2 separate regions of the Homo sapiens genome follow, and region 1 is linked to region 2. A link is an interaction called in ENCODE POLR2A ChIA-PET data of the cell type or tissue named here. Cell type or tissue: Caco-2. All regions are shown on one strand. Links, peaks and the distances in the headings refer to the core of each region. The heading gives the core; the rest is flanking DNA. Region 1 overlaps GAA (alpha glucosidase). Region 2 overlaps BAIAP2-DT (BAIAP2 divergent transcript).

The links. Peaks named below come from ENCODE experiments on the same cell type or tissue, not always from the same donor. Only the 100,000 strongest peaks of a DNase experiment are listed, where the experiment ranks them.
Region 1: POLR2A ChIA-PET joins it to region 2 with 9 read pairs; 3 of 35 experiments call an interaction of 5 or more read pairs at or near these places.

Annotation. Positions count from the first base shown.
Region 1 is chr17:80,108,171-80,116,170 of GRCh38, reverse strand. GAA (alpha glucosidase) reads right to left here. Exons shown (of 20, transcript NM_000152.5): 6 at 7,762-7,881; 7 at 7,564-7,682; 8 at 7,343-7,474; 9 at 6,116-6,226; 10 at 5,331-5,444; 11 at 5,146-5,230; 12 at 4,071-4,188; 13 at 3,460-3,593; 14 at 3,144-3,295; 15 at 2,805-2,953. Among named protein-coding and RNA genes, the nearest start is that of GAA, 11 kb to the right of the region's middle. RefSeq lists enhancers at 2,843-3,355, 5,385-6,360. In Caco-2, for the core only: no CTCF peak of the experiment used is centred there; a DNase peak (open chromatin) is centred at 4,320.
Region 2 is chr17:81,021,974-81,031,556 of GRCh38, reverse strand. BAIAP2-DT (BAIAP2 divergent transcript) reads left to right here. Exons shown (of 2, transcript NR_026857.1): 2 at 1-2,424. Among named protein-coding and RNA genes, the nearest start is that of BAIAP2-DT, 8.0 kb to the left of the region's middle. RefSeq lists enhancers at 1-432, 433-1,041, 7,636-7,695. In Caco-2, for the core only: a CTCF peak has its summit at 7,557 (motif pointing left); a DNase peak (open chromatin) is centred at 7,586.

The sequences.
Region 1 (8,000 bases), core at 1-8,000, 910 kb after region 2:
TAAATGGTGTCTTTCTGCTTCAAAATATTTCTTGCAAAATACATTTCTTGGAGTGATGTCAGTGAAGATGGTGGAGTAAGCCCCTCTCAAGATCCTCTCCTCTGTGAAAACAGGAACATCGGCAAAAATGGTCAGAGTTGACATTTTTAGGACTCTTGAAACTAACCAAGGGTTTGCAGCCATCTGGGGAGCATGTATTTAACAAAATGGCTGAATCTTTGTAAGAACAGCAAGAATCCTTGGCCTAGCTAAGTGTTGACGGTGCTCCCCACCTCGCCCCAGCAAAGGCTGGGAGACTCACGGATGCCATCTGTGAAGGATATCTGACCAATTATTGGCTGTCCACTAAGCTAGTCAAGCAGAGACTTTGGTGGCCACACACAATGAAGAACACAGACCTTATGGAATTAGCTCAAGAAAGTCACAAAACAATCAGCAATAGCAACGAGACCTGAGGGGGATGGGGAATCTGATGACCACAGCAGCTGCGTTTAAAATGTCCAGTCTGAAACAAAAATGTATGAGACACGCAAAGAAACAAGAAAGTATGGCCCACAGATGGGGGGACAGTAGTTAATAAAAATTGTCCCTAGAGAAGCCCAGACATTGGACTTACTAGACAAAGAGTTTACGTCAGCTACTTTAAATGTGTTCAAAGAGCTCAGCGAAACCGTGTCTGAAGAACTAAAGGAAAGTGTGAGAACATGACTCACCAGATAGGGAATATCCTTAACGAGAGAAACGTAAAGGAATGAAACAGAAATTCTGGAGTTGAAAAGAGAGCAACTAAAATGAGAAGTTCACTAGAGGGGCTCAACAGCAGATGAGAACTGGTGGAAAAAAGAATCAGTGACCTTGAAGACAGGGCAGTCAGACTAAGCAGTCTGAAGAACAGAAAGAAAACACAACGAGGAAGGAGTCAACAGAGCTGCAAAGACCCCTGGGCACCGTCAAGCATACCAATGTGTGGAACGGAAGTCCCAGAGTAGAAGACAGAAAGGGGCAGAAAAAATATTTTATGAAGTAATGGCTGAAAAACCGCCCAAGTTTGATGAAAAACATCAATGCATACGTCCAAGAAGCTCAACAAACTCCCAGTAAGATAAACTCAGAGATCTACACCTAGACACACCATCGGGACTTCAAAGGCCAAAGACAGAGAATCTGGGAAGAGGCAAGACAGAAGCTACTCAGCAGAAACCACGGAGGCCATGGGCTGACAAGTTCAAAGTGTTCAGAGAAACGACCGCCAGTCAAGAACCCTACGTTGAGCAGAACTTTCAAAAAATGAAGGAGAAATTAAGAGACTCTGAAGTCAACAAAAACTGAGAGAATTCATCACTAGCAGAACTGCCCTACAATAAATACTAAAGGGAGTCCTTCTGCTGTAAATGAAAGATGTTAGACAAGAAGTCAAAGCCACATGAAGAAATAAAACCATGGGTAAAGGTAACTACATCAGTAAATATAAAAGGCAGACAGTGTGTATGTACTTTTTGTTTGTAACCCATTTTTCCCTCCTATTTGACTTAAAAGATAATTGAATAAGGCGGTCATTATAAATCTGCGTGGATGGGCTCATCATGGATACAGACGTGTAACAGCACAGAGGAACGAGAGGCAATGGAAACCACATAGAAGCAAAGCTTTTTTATGCTATTGAAAGCAAGTTGGCATCAGTTCCAACGAGGCTAAAATTAAGATGTTAATTGTAATCCCTAGGGCAACCACTAAAAAAAAAAAAAAAAAAGTGTAGTGACAGAAACAACAAGGTCATTAAAATAGTAATTAAAACACAAATTGCGTTTCTTGGATTTCCGGGTGAAGAATGTGTGGATACCATTCGTATCTCCTGTTTTGCAAACAGTGTTCCTCCAATTTGGTTCTTAGTCTTGGTCTTACCAACGTATGAGTTCTCTACCTATTAGGAAGAGTAGCTATTTGCTGTTTTATTGACAATGCCTTCTCTGCTGTTACAGTCCATGTTCAGAGCAGTTTTAATCTTTTTGTGTTTATATTCAGAGATTTACATTTTTTTTTCTGCTATGGTCAAATAAAGTTCACCTTTTTTTTTTTTTTTTCTCTAAATGAAACCTTTCCCCAGAGATACACATTCACTTATCTTTTCCTGTGGAGTCTTTCACAGCTTGGTTTTTTTTTTTTGAGATGGAGTCACACAGGCTGGAGTACAGTGGCGCGATCTCGGCTCACTGCAATCTCCTCCTCCCAGGTTCAAGGGATTCTCTGGCCTCAGCCTCCTGAGTAGCAGGGACTACAGGCGCCCACCACCATGCACGGCTAATTTTTGTATTTTTAGTAGAGATGGGTTTCACCATGTTGGCCAGGCTGGCCTCGAACTCTTGACCTCAGGTGATCCACTCGCCTCAGCCTCCCAAAGTTCTGGGATTACAGGCGTTAGCCACCGTGCCTGGCCTCCACAGCTTGATTTTTGACATTAACTATTTAATTTATCTGGAACTTATGTTTCTATGGTATGCAAGAAAAATAAATTGACTTCTGCAAATAGTTAACTAATCACCTCACTCTCTGGGAATCCTCCCTCAACACACTGATGTGCAGGGCTGTTGTTAGGAACTCCTCGTGTGTACTACGGCCTGTCTGGGGGATATTACTGGGTTTTCTTGCTGCCCTTCCCCCTTAAGCCAGGCCCAAATGTTGTCTCACTCAGCGGCAACCTGCTGGGTCCTGGGGAACACAGCCCACAGCAGGACAGGGCTGCCTGGGAGTTACGTGCCCCTCCCCCAGGGCACACATGGGCCACCGCCCCTGCCTAGGTCACTCACTCCAGGAAGAGGGGCCGGGCCACGGTCTCCCCCGCGACGTGGGCCTGGTGGAACAGTGTGTAGAGGTGGGGGAGGAGTGCGTAGCGCAGGGTGAGGGCCTTCCTCATGGCCTGCTGGGCCGGCTCGCTGAAGCTGTACGGCTCCTGGGGCTGCAGGGCAGGCGGGGGCAAAGGAAGCACTTGGGTGCTGGGGCCGCGGTCCCCTGGAGTCCCCGCCTCGGGAGAGCTGCACTTCTCAGCCACCCAGCATGGGGTGCTTCTCCAGCAGGGGTGGGATTCCCAGGGGAGAGTCTTGGGTGGGTGGGATCGCCCACCTGCCATGCCGCCACCCCCACCCTACCAGACTGAGCAGGCTGTTGTGGTTCCGCATGAAGGGGTAGAAGGCCCCCAGCTGGGTCCAGCGCACACACAGCTCCTCTGAGGTGTTGCCCAGGAAGCCGCAGACGTCGGCCCCGACCAGAGGCACCCCCAGCAGGTTAAACTGCAGGATTTCTGGGAGGGCAGAGTCAGGCTGGTCCTCAGGCTGCTGCAGCAGAGCCAGCTCAGGCCAAGTGACCCAGAGCCCCACCTGCTAAGTGGGTGGGGGGCCCCGGCAAGCCTCCCATAGAGGCCCCCGGCTCTACTCTGCTGAGCAGCCCCTCCTGGTAGGAGCTCACCTGGCACGGAGGAGGCGAGCTGCTCCCAGGAGCTCCACACGTCCCCCGTCCAGTGGCCGGCGTATCGGCCGTGGCCAGCAAAGGTCGAGCGGGAGATCACAAATGGGCGTGTCCCCCGAGCCTTCACCAGCGCCCTGGGGTGGTGGGGGACACCGTGAGGGCTGTGTGGAGCGGGGTCACTCGGGAACCCTGTCACCAGCAGGGCAGAGCTGGGAGCAAGGAGCTTTCTGGGATGAGGCAGAGGCTGGGGAGGAGGACGGCGAGGCTACTGCCCATGTCTGCGGGCACAGTTGCCTCTGTCTGGGCCACCTGATGCCTGTAGGTGAGCCAGGACCCCCCCCAGCCTCACAGGAGTCATGAGGTCCCCGCTGATGCAGACTCCTGTCAGCATCCAGGGTCCTTCCTCTCCAAGCCCCAGGCATGAAGTGGGAAGGAGCGCTCCAGCTTCAGGCTGGGGTGCAGGCAGCGGGTGGGGAGAGCACTCGGGCCGCCAGCGGGCCCCGGGTGGTCTGGGCCTCCGCTTTTCCTCCTCCCTGAGGCCCTGCAGAGGCCCCAACCTTGTAGGACAGGCTGTGAGGGCAGAGCCCAGTGGGGCGGGACGTGGCCCTCACCTGTGGGAGGCGATGGCTTCGGTCAGGCCGTAGAGGTTGTGCAGGTTGTAGTGTGTGGAGAGAAACTGGTGGCTGGAGGCACAGATGGTGGCCGCCTGGAGGGTCCCCCCAACCACCCCTGGAAGAGGCGGGGGCTGGTTTCCAGGGAGCTTCCTCCCGGCAGGCTCCAAGGTGCCCTCCCTGCCCCCCACCTCCCAGGAGCCCCTGTGCAGGTCGCTGCCTCTTCAGGCTGGCCCTGGAGGTGCACCTGCAGCCGCTCCCCACGCCTCTGTGGGGCTGGCGTTACCCGGGAACCTGGGTAATCATCTCCACTGCTTCTAAGACAGGGCTGGGCGGGTGCTGGAGCCTGGGCTCTGCAGACCCCCAGACTTCACATCCACCGTCTCTTGGCCCATTTCAAGCACTCCCCTGCCTGTTTACCTAAGCCCAAAACCCCATCCTCTCACTGATTCTTTGCTGGGCCAAACTATAGCCTCAGGCCCCCAAACCTTCTCCCAGGCCCATCCTTGTACTTCCTTGTAAAACCCAGTTTCTGCCATTCCTGCTAAGACAGTTTGGCGAGAAGCCCCAACCTCCACCACCCCTCAGGCGATGTCTGGTCACCCTGGCCTGCCTTCAGCAAGAATCCTGCTGGGTCAGTTCAGCCAGAATCCCCCTGACCCCCATGCTTCTTCTTGGTAATTCCTGCCTCTGAGCCCACCCTGCTCCCTGGCTAGAAATCCACTTGCCCGTGCTGCATTCGAGTTGGGCCTGACCTCTCCCCACGGGTGGGTAGGTCTCCGCTGCATGGTCCCTGCGCCTATCGAGACGGCTCTGAGTCGAGTCGGCCTCACTGTGCTCTGGCAAGCACCTGTGAGCGGCGTCTCCTCCGGCAGGGCCTGTGCCTCTGCACCCACCCTGTCTGCACTGCTTGGCTGAGTCTCCCAGCCTGAGCCTTTCTCCTGGGGATCCCCCCCCCGCCCCTTTCCCCGCTGGCCCATCTGCTTCTCAGAGATGAGGGTGCTAAGTCTCCCAGGCCAGACAAGGGAGTCTCTGATTTGATTAAGTCCCCAGGGTAGGTGGGGGGCGAGCTGACCAGGCACGTAGGGTGGGTTCTCCAGCTCATTGTTGGGGCAGCCGTCCTCAGAGCCCCTGATGAAGTTGGAAGGCTCGTTCATGTCCTGCAAGAGAAGCGCTGCTGGTAGGTGACTCTGCCCAGAGTGAGGAGGGTGGGGTAGTCCCCAGAGGCCTTGGGGATGCTCAGGAGGGGGCCACACTTACAATCCACATGCCGTCGAAGGGCACCTGGTCATGGAACTCAGCCACCATGTCCTCCCACCAGGCCAGGGCTGTGGGGTTGGTGAAGTCGGGGAAGGCAGTGGACCCGGGCCATACCTGGACAACGAGAGGCTGCAGTGGGGAGACCCGGCCCCACCCAGGGCCTGCATGGAAGCCCCACTGAGCCTCAGCCTGAGCAGAGGGGCAGCCTCACTCTTAGTGGACGCCCACATTTGCAAATCTGAGAGACCTGCACCCTGGAGGTCAATGAGCAGCTCTTTCTCCACAAGGCACTGATGCGGGGCCAAGGGGCCTCAACCCTGGGAAAACGAGGGGTCACCCCCAACACGTCCACCCAGGGGCTGGGCTGCAGAACCAGAGAGCGTCAGGGAGAAGGGCAGCGGAGACGGCCCCGTGCAAGCCCTGCCAGGCAGCCTCACATCCGCACCAGACCCTCCCTAGCTGCTCCCTCAGCGGGGGCCCTGCCTGGAGGCCCCTGGGGGGCTGGGAGGACAAGGAGGACCCTAAGGCCTCACTGAGGGTCTGCAGGGCTTGTGCCTGGGCCAGGCCCAGCTGCCCATGAAGTCAAAGGCCTGCTGATGGAAGAACTCACGGGGCCATTCCTTGTAGGAGCCACCATCGTCACGGGCCACTGTGGCCCATTCCTCTCAGCTGTCCCACTGGGCGTGATGGCTCCTCAAATCCCACCGTCTTCCTGAGCAGCTGCCGGCTCCCCCTGGCTGGAGGCCTCTGCTTTCTAACCCCCGTCCCCTGGACCCTCGCCCTACCTTCCCAATCAGCGGCTGGCCGGTCTCGTTGGTGATGAAAACCCCCCTCCGCAGACCCTCGTCGTAGGGCCTGTAGCTCCCGGCAGGGCCCGAGCTGCTGATGGCAGGATCCTGGGAAGAGGGAAACCTGTCAAGGTGAGGGTGGCCCAGAGCCCTGGCGCCAGCCACGGGGAAAACTGAGACAGTGAGAGGATGAGGCTGGGGATGACATCATGCGTGTGTACAGCATGCCTGCCTGTGTACCTGCACATGCCTGCACACGCCTGCCTGGAGAGGAGCCAGGGCCGGGCGAGTCAGGACCAGCTGGCTGATGAGGGGCGCGCCGGAATGGAAGCTTTACCTTTACCTTTTCTTTAAACCTCTAGAGTTTCCCAAGTGTTCTACAGTAATCACTTTTCTTTTATAATTAAAAAAATGTGAGAAAGAAAAAAGTCTGTGTTTCCACTCCTGCTCTTAAGGGCTACTACTGTTTGCTGCCTGCAGAAGGCAGGGATGGAAACAGGCAGCATCAGCACAGCCCCACATCTCATCTGTGCTTCCTCTGCTGAAGTGGATCTTCCGGGCAGGAACTGTTGGATCTTTTCAGCTCGCCCTGCCTCCCACCTCCTCCTCTGGCCATCGTGCCGGACACCAGACTCGGGCTGGACCAGCCCCCAAACTGCATCCTTCTGGCTGTGGGACTGGCTCAGGGAAGGGCCTCTTTGTGCTGGGTGACTCAAGAGTCCTGCTTTGGGACTTTTCTATGGGAGCTGATGGGAAGAAGTCTCCGCTCTGTGGTGCCAGCATGAGGGCTGGAAGCTGCCCTCACTCACGCCGTCCTTTCCAGGGATTCAGAGCCGGCCAGAAGGAGAGGCACGGCCAGAAGGCACACGGAGCCTCCACAGTTCCAGCGATACCCATGCCCAGGCCCACCGGGCCCTCCACTTTCCAGGACCAGGTGACATCAGTTTATCATGCCCCTGGCCTTTTGCTTTAAGGCAGTTCAAGTAACCTACATCTGACAGAACCCTGAGTAGCACCCGGCCATTTCTGGGGACCCTCAAACCCGACCTCCCTGGACAGCTGGGGCCAAGCCTGCAAACTTCTTGATATTCCCTCGATATCACAAAGACCCTCAGAAAACATCCTCGGCGACCACACAGGCACGAGGATGACGCTGCACAGAGAAGGAGCCACTGGGCACCGGGCGGCCCCCTTCCCAAAGACCCACAGTGTGGGGGCACACACCACGATCATCATGTAGCGCCGGCCGCCCTGGTGCAGCTCCTGCACCATGGCCGGGAAGTCCCGGAAGCCATCCTTGTTGAACGTGAAGTCCCTCCGGGAGTCCATGTAGTCCAGGTCGTTCCACTGGACGTCCTGCAGCCACAACACGGGACCGTCTGCTGGGGCCTGAGGAGACGCGTCCCGGCCAGCCCCTTGCCTCCCCTGCCACCACCCCAACTCACCAGGGGGAAGTGGGCCCTGGTCATGTTCTCCACCACCTGGCGGGTGATAGCGGTGGAGGAGTAGCCCCAGCGGCACAGGTGGAAGCCCAGGCCCCAGTATGGCGGCATGAACGGGTATCCTGCAGGCCAACGCCGACTTCATGAGGGAGGGAGGAGGGAGCCTTGGGGCGGGGGCCGCGGCCAGGGAGCAGGCCCTACCCACAACGTCCAGGTACTGCTGCACCACGCTCTTGGGCTCTGGGCCCAGGAAGATGTAGACATCCAGGATCCCACCTGTCGACCTCCAGCTAAGGGCAGGGCTCGGCTGCAGGACCACATCTGGAAGGGAAGCAGCTCTGGGGTTGGGGGACAGATTCTTCACTTGGAGGGCTCTGCACCCCACAGATGGGCCAATCACAGGCGGAGAGTTGAGGCTCTCTCCCCACGAGGAGCTCAGA
Region 2 (9,583 bases), core at 491-8,490:
CTCCCTCTTCCCGACCAGCCTCACCCAGCCTCGGCTGAATGTGGCCTGAGAGTAGCCACTTGTCCGCAATCACAGGGACGTTTTATGCCTGTCAAGGGAGCTTCCTCTCTCCTCTTCCTCCCCCTCCCACCTTCTGCCTGGCAGCTTTGCCTTCTCTCCAAGAGAAGGGTCCACCCAATCAGAACTCCTCTTCCTTTTCATTCCTGGATTAAAGCACTTGTAATCAGTAACCAGAAAGTTCCAGAGCGGGAGAGACCGGAAGGCACTGGAGTGCTATCGGACGGGTGTCTGGGGCAGAGCCAGGAGGGCGAGCCTCTTCTCTCCCCGCCTGCCCTTGCTCACTTCCCCCTCCATGCCAGGTGCTGTGGGAGCAGCTGGGCCTGGCCGGGGTCGGCGGGTGAAGCTATCCGCATGGTGTCTGGAGCACCGTTTCTTTGCTTCCTGGATGGGCTGGATGGGCTCCCGTGTTCTTCACCAATGGCAGCGTTACCAGCACCAATGGCAGCGTTACCAGCAAGAAGGCAAAGGCAGGAGCACATCGAGGGTGGGAGCCAGGGCTGTGGGGTCAGGAGTCCCGCTCCTTGCCGCGGGAAGCCTGGCTCAGCCACCTCCAGCACACTTCGGCTTTGTCCAGCATAAAAGGCAGAGCGACGTTTTCACTGCAGGCTGTTTCCCACCAGGGCAAGTGGGACAGGGCGAGTGCTGACGTCTGCAGGCATGGTGTGCATTTAGGGGTGGGCGGCACCGAGGGGGCATCATTTGGCATAGGCGGGCCCGGGGGCCACTGGGCTAGATGACTGGCTGGTTGCTGGGGGCAGGTGTCACAGCCTCTCTGAGCACCCTCTAAGTGGAGGACAGAACATTGTTGGGAGGAGTCCAGGCATAAAGTGACATAAACAGCGCAGAGAATGGGACCAGCGCACCTGAGAGGTGATCATTAGCCTCAGCAACTGGATGGGACATTCCGAAGAGCTCCCAGCCAACACAGATGGTCACTCCAGAGGCTGACATTTAAAAGGAAGGGGCCCGGCCGGGCACAGTGGCTCACGCCTGTAATCACAACACTTTGGGAGGCTGAGGCGGGCAGATCAACTGGGGTCAGGAGTTCAAAACCAGCCTGGCCAACATGGTGAAACCGCATCTCTGCTGAAAATACAAAAAATTAGCCAGGCATGGTGGTGGGCACCTGTAATCCCAGCTACTCAGGAGGCTGAGGTAGGAGGATCGCTTGAACCCAGGAAGTAGAGGTTGCAGTGAGCCGAGATTGTGCCATTGCACTCCAGCCTGGGCGACAAGCGAAACTTCGTCTCAAAATAAATAAAAGTAAGGGGCACAGGGAGGGGGCCCCAGCTCGTGCCCCTTCTGTGTGGGCTGCACATGGTGACTTCCTTCCAGAGAGCACAGAGTGGGAGGTAGGCAAGGCGTCTCCACAGTGGAGAGCCCGACCCACTGTCTCAGCCCAGAGGTCAAGGCTGGCACCATCACCGAGAGGTCACACGGGCAGATGTGACAGGGCGCTTCACCACTGGGCTCTTCCTCCCAGACCCATAACCCTTGTCTTAGTATTAGAAAAACACTGGCAGACCGGGCGCAGTGGCTTACACCTGTAATCGCAGCATTTTGGGAGGCCGAGGTGGGAAGATTGTTCAAGAGCAGTCTGGGCAACATGGTGAGACCCCATCTCTACAAAAAAAATTTTTTTTTTAATTAGCCAGGCGTGATGGCACATGCCTGTGGTCCTAGCCACTAGAGGCTGAGGTGGGAGGATCACTGGAGCCCAGGAGGTCAAGGCTGCAGTGAGCTGTGATCACACCACTGCACTCCAGCCTTGGCGACAAACCAAGACCCTGTCTCGAAAAGAAAAGAAAAGAAACATTAGGCAAATCCCAACAGGGGGACACTCTACAGAAAAACCGACCAGCCCTCCTGAAAACTTCCCAAGTCATCAAAACCAAGGAAAGTGGGCTGGGCGCGGTGGCTCACACCTTAATCCCAGCACTTTGGAAGGCTGAGGCGGGCAGATCACAAGGTCAGGAGTTTGAGACCAGCCTAGCCAACATGGTGAAATCTCATCTCTAAAAATACAAAAATTAGCCGGGCGTGGTGGCAGGCGCCTGTAGTCCCAGCTACTCGGGAGGCTGAGGCAGGAGAATTGCTTGAACCCAGGAGGCGGGGGTTGCAGTGAGCTGAGATGATGCCACTGCATTCTGGCCTGGGTGACAGAATGAGACTCTGTCTCAAAATAAAAAAAACCAAAAACCAAAAAACAACCAAGCAAAGTCTGAGAAACTGTCACAGCCTAGAGGAACCTGGAGACAGCTGATCCCTAAATGTCACGTGGGATCCTGGGTGGGGTCCTGGGAGAGAAAGAAGACATTGGAGGGAAACTGAGGAAATATGAATAAAGTATGGGCTTTAGTTAATAATAATGTAGCAGCATTGATTCATTGATCATCATAAACACATGTACTGATGCAAGATGTCACCAAAGGGAAAACTGGGCTGGGGGGATGGGGGGGTGGCGGTATCTTTGTAACAATTGCATGAATGAAAAATGTGCTAGAGTTAAGGTTGTCATGGGAATGGGCAGTGATCTTGCACAGGCCTCCAGTTTTACCTGCAGGAGTCCGAAGGCGTCACCTGTGCCTCACCCTGGAATCTCGTCCTGGCCCCCAGGTCCCCACTCTGTCCACCTTGGGGTCAGTGGATGGAGCTGTTGCCCCTGTGGTCTGCTGCTGCTGATCACAGAGAGCCCCAGGGGGCCAGCACCCTGTGGAGTGGCCCCTTATCCCGAGGACAGGCACGTGGGCCCGCCCCCCACCTCGCCCCCTCCCCCGTCTGTGGCTGCGGCTGGACTGCCCGCAGTGGAGCTGGGGCTGTGAGGCGCGAGGGTCCTGCTGACGGCTCAGCCCTTCTGCCACCCCAGACGTGGTTCTCACCTGGCCTCCTTGGCAGATGGTGCCTTGGGTTTGCTGCCCACAACCCAGCGTGGCTCATGGCTGTCCTGCAGCCATAGTGTTGGCCAGACTTCTGGCCATAGCCAGGGAGATGCATTGCTGCCCATCCGGGCATCTGATGTCCCCTCTCTCCTCTCGCAGAGAGTACGTGGCCCGTGATGGGGAGGAAGTTCTGGAGGACAGGATGAGGCCACTGTCTCTAAGGCAGGGAGACCCTGCCTGCTCTGAGCAACACATGGGCAGAGGAGTGTGGGCATGGCCTCTCGGGCCCTTCCTGACCCTGTGTTGCCGTGGTCCAGCCTCAGCCCTCAAAGTGAGGCGGCCTACAGACAGAGCTTCCCTACAGACCAGGCCAGAAAGGCCAGAGGGGCTTCCTTCTGAGGGTGGTGGGGACAGACGACATGTGGCCTCCCTCCAGAGCCTGCCCTGGCGGGGGTGGGCGGGGAGAGGTTCCCCAGCAACAAGCCCCCTTATATAATCCAGCTCACATCGCGTGGCGTGACTCCAGGTGCCTGTGGGAGGCAGTGCGGGGGTGAGCACCGGGGCGCAAGTGAGTCTCAGAGTTTCGCTCCGTGCTCCTCCCCCCCTTGCTATATGTCAGCGTCATCCGGAGCCTGCCAGCCCGGTCACCCACTTGCTTATTAGAATACATTAGCTGACAATGTGGATTTAAATAACTCGGGCAGGTGACAGCCTGAAGCGCACCCAGCGTAGCTGGGCTCTCCTGCACTGGCCCAGGTGAGGCTGGGGTCTGGGGCCGGAGGAAGGACACATGTGGCGCCGGGACGAACTGGCCGAGCTGGCCGCTTCAGCCACACGTCTGGAGCTGGGCAGGGTGGAGGGGGAGGAGGGACACGGGTGCCCACAACGCAGCACCACCCCGGGCAGGAGTGGGAGCCCGCCCCAGTCCCAGGCCCACTCGCCATCTTCTGAACCCAGCATGGGGTGAGAGTGGCCAGTGACTGGGTGAGCAGGAAGACGGACCTGTGTGAGGACACTGAGCACTGGCCCCTCCTGGCACTGGGGGCCGTACTCGGCTCAACCTCCCTGAGCAAAGACGAAGAAAGACGAACTTTGCTTAACGCTCAGTATAATTAGTCTTCATTTACCGCCTGAAACGTTGTCTTTGTTTTCTTATCACTCTGCTTCTTAAATGACTTAAACTGCCTTGAAAGTGATCTGAAAGGTATTTCTGGATGGGAGCGGAGGGAATCTGTTCTTCAGAATCTGAAATTGGAGGACACCTGGAAAACAAGACCTCAGTGTGTTCCCGCAGGTCCCTGCAGACAGGAGACAGCAGAGCTGTACCTGCGGGTGCCGCTTCGCATGCCGTCAGGGAGGACCCAGACGTCTCCATGCTGCTGGGCGCCGCGCAGATGGCTTCCCTGCCCGGGGCTGGCTGCTTCTAATTTCAGCTGCTGGAGGCTCCGCGCTCTCACTCTTGCTCGCGCTCTCTCTCTCTCTCTTTTATTCCATGTTTATTTAAAGCCAGATTTTGAAATGTTGTCTTCAGCCCTAAAATCTCACTTTATCTTCTTGCAGCAGATCCTATAAAACCCCACTTAGGTGCCTAGAGGGTGGGGGACTTCGAGGACAGAGTTTCCCTGGCCCGCTGCCTGACACTGTCTCCGTAAACATTCCGATGACTGGTCAGTGTTTTCCCAGTGGAGCAGCCCAGTGTCACGTCCACCCAGACGGAATACAGACGAGCCGGGTGGACGTCGTGAGTCCAGATACACGAGAGAGAGCATGGCCTCCCCAGTGACATGCAGGAAGCACGCCTGCCCCGGTGCTCGGAGTTGAACTTAGGCAGGGGAGTCTGAGGCTGCCCTGCCGTCTCCTGTCTGGGGTCGTGATGCAGTGGGGCCTGTCATGAGTGGTCCAGACGTGTACCCCCGGAGGTGGAACAGTGACAGCCTCAGGTGCCCTGGTGCCTCCTCCTTCCCGGCTCTTCCTGGCACTCTGCTTCCTTCTCCTAACCTGAGAGCCACACGCTATTTCTTCTTGTCCATCTAGAAACCAAGGACATCTGGAAGGGGTCTTCCACCTTAGACCCTAACAGGGGAAGTGCAACGCAGCTTTCTGGCCGCGCTGACCCGACAGGGCTGCTCCGATGGGGAAGCGTGGCCACTCGCACAGATGTTCATTTGCACAGCATCAGACCACACAGCAGCTGGGGCCCTTTGTCCCACCGGCCATGGGAGCCCACAGTCAGCCCGTGTGCATGGTAGGTGCTCCAGAAATATGAGGTCCCTTTCTCTTTGATGAGACGTAACTACCCTCATGTCCCTCTATGGCTCGCCTCAGAATGTGCTAGAAGAGCTTTGATGAAAGGGGGATGTCTTGATGAACTGCACAGGGTGAAGGCAAAACTGGCCGAGGGGCCAGGCTGGATGTGTAGCGGGGAGGACACCTGCAGGAATGGAGTTTACCTAAATAGGTGCTCCTGGAGCCAGTAGTGCTAAGGAAGGAGCTCCCTGGCTTATCGTGCGCAGAGCCGCAGCGCCCCAGCCCAGCCACGGAGCCACACAGCTGCCTCTGGCTAGGGGCTAGGAGGCGGGCAGGGTGGGACGCAGCCGGGGGCAGTTGCCCCAGGGCTGGCTAGAGATGGCGGCCGTGGCCAAGCCAGTCTCCAGCCGACTTAACGCCAGAGCTACCGGGGCCCAGAGGAGGCGTGGCTGTGTTTCCAGTGAGAGCCAAGCAGTTTTCCAAAGAGCGCCGCAAGCTACTGCCAGGGCCTTTATGTTCTAAAGATGTGCGGAGCGTGTCTCAGTGGCTTCGCCGGCATACTTGGCCAGAAAGTAACATGATTTCGAGAAAACATGATTTGAGTGTTAAGCTCGAGAATATCATTTCCCCCAGCAAGTTCTTTTTCTTCTCACAAAGTTGGAAGACACAGAAATCTTTGTAGAGGTTCATGGAAAACTTTAGCTGTTTCCTAGCTGCCCAGATGAAAAGAATATTCCATCCACTGGGGGAAAACAATTACTCTAAACAGATTCGGGTGGCATTTTACCCCTCGTCCAACTGGCTGCACGTGACCTTTGCCGGCGTGGCTCCAATGCCCAGAGACGAGGCTGGTGTGAAGAGCTGGCTGCTGATCCCTGGAATCTGCCGCTAATTCTCACTCAGATTTTGAGATTTTCTCTGCGGCTGCAGGAGCCAACAGAGTCCTTTGTGCGGCCTCAGGACTCGGCTTTCAGAGGCCCTGGAGCCAGTGGTGTTGGATTCAGCCGTAATTCTTCATTCTTTGGCTCAAGGGAAAACCTTGATTCTGCACAGGATTGCAAAAGCCGAGGCACTCCAGCTAGGACACGGCGTCATTGGAGTGCCCTGGTGCGTTCCAAGGAAAGTTGAGTTGGTGATTTCCAAGTGGTTTTGGGCAGGGCAGGGTCTCCAAAAGGCTGGAGGTGCTGGAGGAGAGGCTGGGTTAGCTTGGCTGGAAGGGGCCCTGCCCTTGTTGCGTCAAGCCTGGGAGACTGGACTTGGGACTCAGGTGCATTTGGAGTTTTTTTGTTGTGTTTTTTGTTTTGTTTTGTTTTGAGACGGGGTCTTGCTCTGTCGCCCAGGCTGGAGTGCAGTGGCACGATCTTGGCTCACTGCAAACTCTGTCTCCCGGGTTCAAGCGATTCTCCTGCCTCAGCCTCCTGAGTAGCTGGGACTACAGGCGCCTGCCACCATGCCTGGCTAATTTTTTTGTATTTTTAGTAGAGACGGGGTTTCACCATGTGAGCCAGGATGGTCTTGATCTCCTGACCTCGTGATCCGCCCGCCTCGGCCTCCCAGAGTGCTGGGATTACAGGCATGAGCCACTGCACCCGGCCGGAGTTGTTTGTTTTGAGACAGGCTCTCTCTCTGTCGCTCAGGCTAGAGGACAGTGGTTAGATCTTGGATCACTGTAGCCTTGAACTCTTGGGTTCAAGGGATCTTCCCACCTCAGTCTCCTGAGTAGTTGGGACTACAGATGCGCGCCACCACGCCTGGCTAGGTTTTGTGTTTTTGTAGAGATGGGGTCTCGCTATGTTGCCCAGGCTGGTCTCAAACTCCTGGACTTAAGTGATCTGCCTTCCTTGGCCTCCCATCATGCTGGGATTACAGGCATGAGCCACGGTGTTGGCTGCATTTGGGTTTTATATATTTTTATTTATTTATTTATTTTGAGAGACAGTCTTGCTCTGTCGCCCACGCTAGAATGCAGTGGCACGATCTTGGCTCACTGCAACCTTTGCCTCCCAGGTTCAAGCGATTCCCCTGCCTCGGCCTCCCAAGTAGCTGGGATTACAGGTGCCCGCCACCACACACAGCTAATTTTTGTATTTTTAGTAGAGGCGGCGTTTCACCATGTTGGCCAGGCTGGTCTTGAACTCCTGACCCCAGGCGATCTGCCCAACTCGGCCTCCCAAAGTGCTGGGATTACAGGCGTGAGCCACCACGCCCAGCCGCATTTGGATTTTATAATAAGCTTTGCTGTGCAGGAGAAGTGGTCCCTGGCATCCCAGCCCCCTGGCCTGACGAGGTTGGAGGGCTCCTTGGGCCCCCACCACTCTGCTGCAGCCAGGGTGGGTGCAGGGCTGGGAGGGTGAGCCACGAACTTGACATCGGTGACCTTCACTGCCACCTGGTGGACAGCCTGGGAGTGGTAGCTGGTGGGCTGCGCGGCGGAAGGGGTGCAGTGTCCCGGACGAAGACGGCTGAGCATTGTGGAGACCAGCATAGAGAGGCCACAGCAAGTGGGGTGTGACATCAGGGACAAGGGAGAGGTCACAGACTCGGATAGTGGCCGTCCTGTGCTGGCCCCTGCATCTGGGTGGTTGGCAGGTGGAGCACCAAGATACAGGGTTGATAGGACTAGGCTGGAATCCTGGACTCTCTCTGATCCCGGCAAAGTCACAGAAGCTTCTCCTGTCCTGTCGCTGGTCTTTGGAAGGGAGGAGTGACACCCTCCTCCTGGGCTGGCGCGGGGAAGAGAAGCTCCCGCGTGTGAAACAGCTCCACCACCAAGCGCCTGCAGACGAGCGGTGTGTTCCGCCTGGAACCTGCCGAGGGAACGTGTGGGGAAGGTGTGGCCGCCCTGGGAGGCTCAGCTCTGCAGGAAATTCGCTCCTTCTGATGTGCGTTTCAAACGGCCCTACGACATCTTTTTCTTAAATTGAGGTAAAATTCACATAACATAAAATTACCCATTTTAAAGTGTTCTGTTCAGTCCAATGTGGTGCCATTCAGCACATTCATGATGTACAGTGGCAACTCCACCTTGTTCCAAAACATTTTTTGAGATGGAGTCTTGCTCTGTCGCCCAGGCTGGAGTGCAGTGGCGCGATCTTGGCTCCCTGCAACCTCCACCTCCTGGGTTCAAGCGATTCTCCTGCCTCAGCCTCCCGAGTAGCTGGGATTACAGGTGCCTGCCGTCACGCCCACTAATTTTTGTATTTTTAGCAGAGACAGGGTTTCGCGACGTTGGCCAGGCTGGTCTCGAACTCCTGACCTCAGGTGATCCACCCGCCTCAGCTTCCCAAAGTTCTGGGATTACAGACATGAGCCACCGTGCCCGGCCCCCAAAACATTTTCATCACCCCAAAAGGAAACCCCAGCCACTGGCAATCACTGGCTCTTCCCTGGCCCTAGTGGCCCCTCCCCCGCCCTGGTGGCCCCTCCCCCACCCTGGTGGCCCCTCCCCCGCCCTGGTGGCCCCTCCCCTGCCCTGGTGGCCCCTCCCCCACCCTGGTGGCCCCTCCCCCGCCCTGGTGGCCCCTCCCCCGCCCTGGTGGCCACTCCCCCGCCCTGGTGGCCCCTCCCCCGCCCTGGTGGCCCCTCCCCCGCCCTGGTGGCCCCTCCCCCACCCTGGTGGCCCCTCCCCCGCCCTGGTGGCCACTCCCCCGCCCTGGTGGTCCCTCCCCCGCCCTGGTGGTCCCTTCCCTGCCCTGGTGGCCGCTCCCCCGCCCTGGTGGTCCCTCCCCTGCATCTGTCCTTGGGCACTGGCCCATTGGACATTTCGTGGGACTGGAACCACACAGTATGTGGCTTCTTCCACTGAGCATGATGTCCTTGGGTTCATCCACGCTGTGGCCTGTATCAGAACTTCCCGCCTGTTGATGGCTGGATAGCTCCCCATGGGAGGGATGTCTGACATTTGGTTTCTCAATTTGGCAGTGGATGGATACTTGCTTGGGTCTGTACCTAGGAGTGGAGTTGCTGGTTCTTATGGAAATTCCATGTTTAGCTTTTTGGGAAACTGTCAAACTGGTTTCCACAGCGGCTGCAGCATTTTACCTCCCTGCCAGCCAGGGTACAGTTCCTCACAGCTTCACCACACTGGTTTTCTGTTTTTTGTTTTTGTTTTTTTAATTCTAGCCATCCTGAAGGTGTGAGGCAGATCTCCTGGTGGTTTTGTTTGTTTGTTTTTCAGACAGAGTCTCGCTCTGTCGCCCACGCTGGAGTGCAGTACTGCGATCTTGGCTCACTGCAACCTCTGCCTCCTGGGTTCAAGCGATTCTTATACCTCAGCCTCCAGAGTAGCTGGGATTATAGGTGCCCACCACCATGCCCGGCTAATTTTTGTATTTTTAGTAGAGATGGAGTTTCACCATGTTGGCTAGGCTGGTCTTGAACTCCTGACCTCAGGTGAT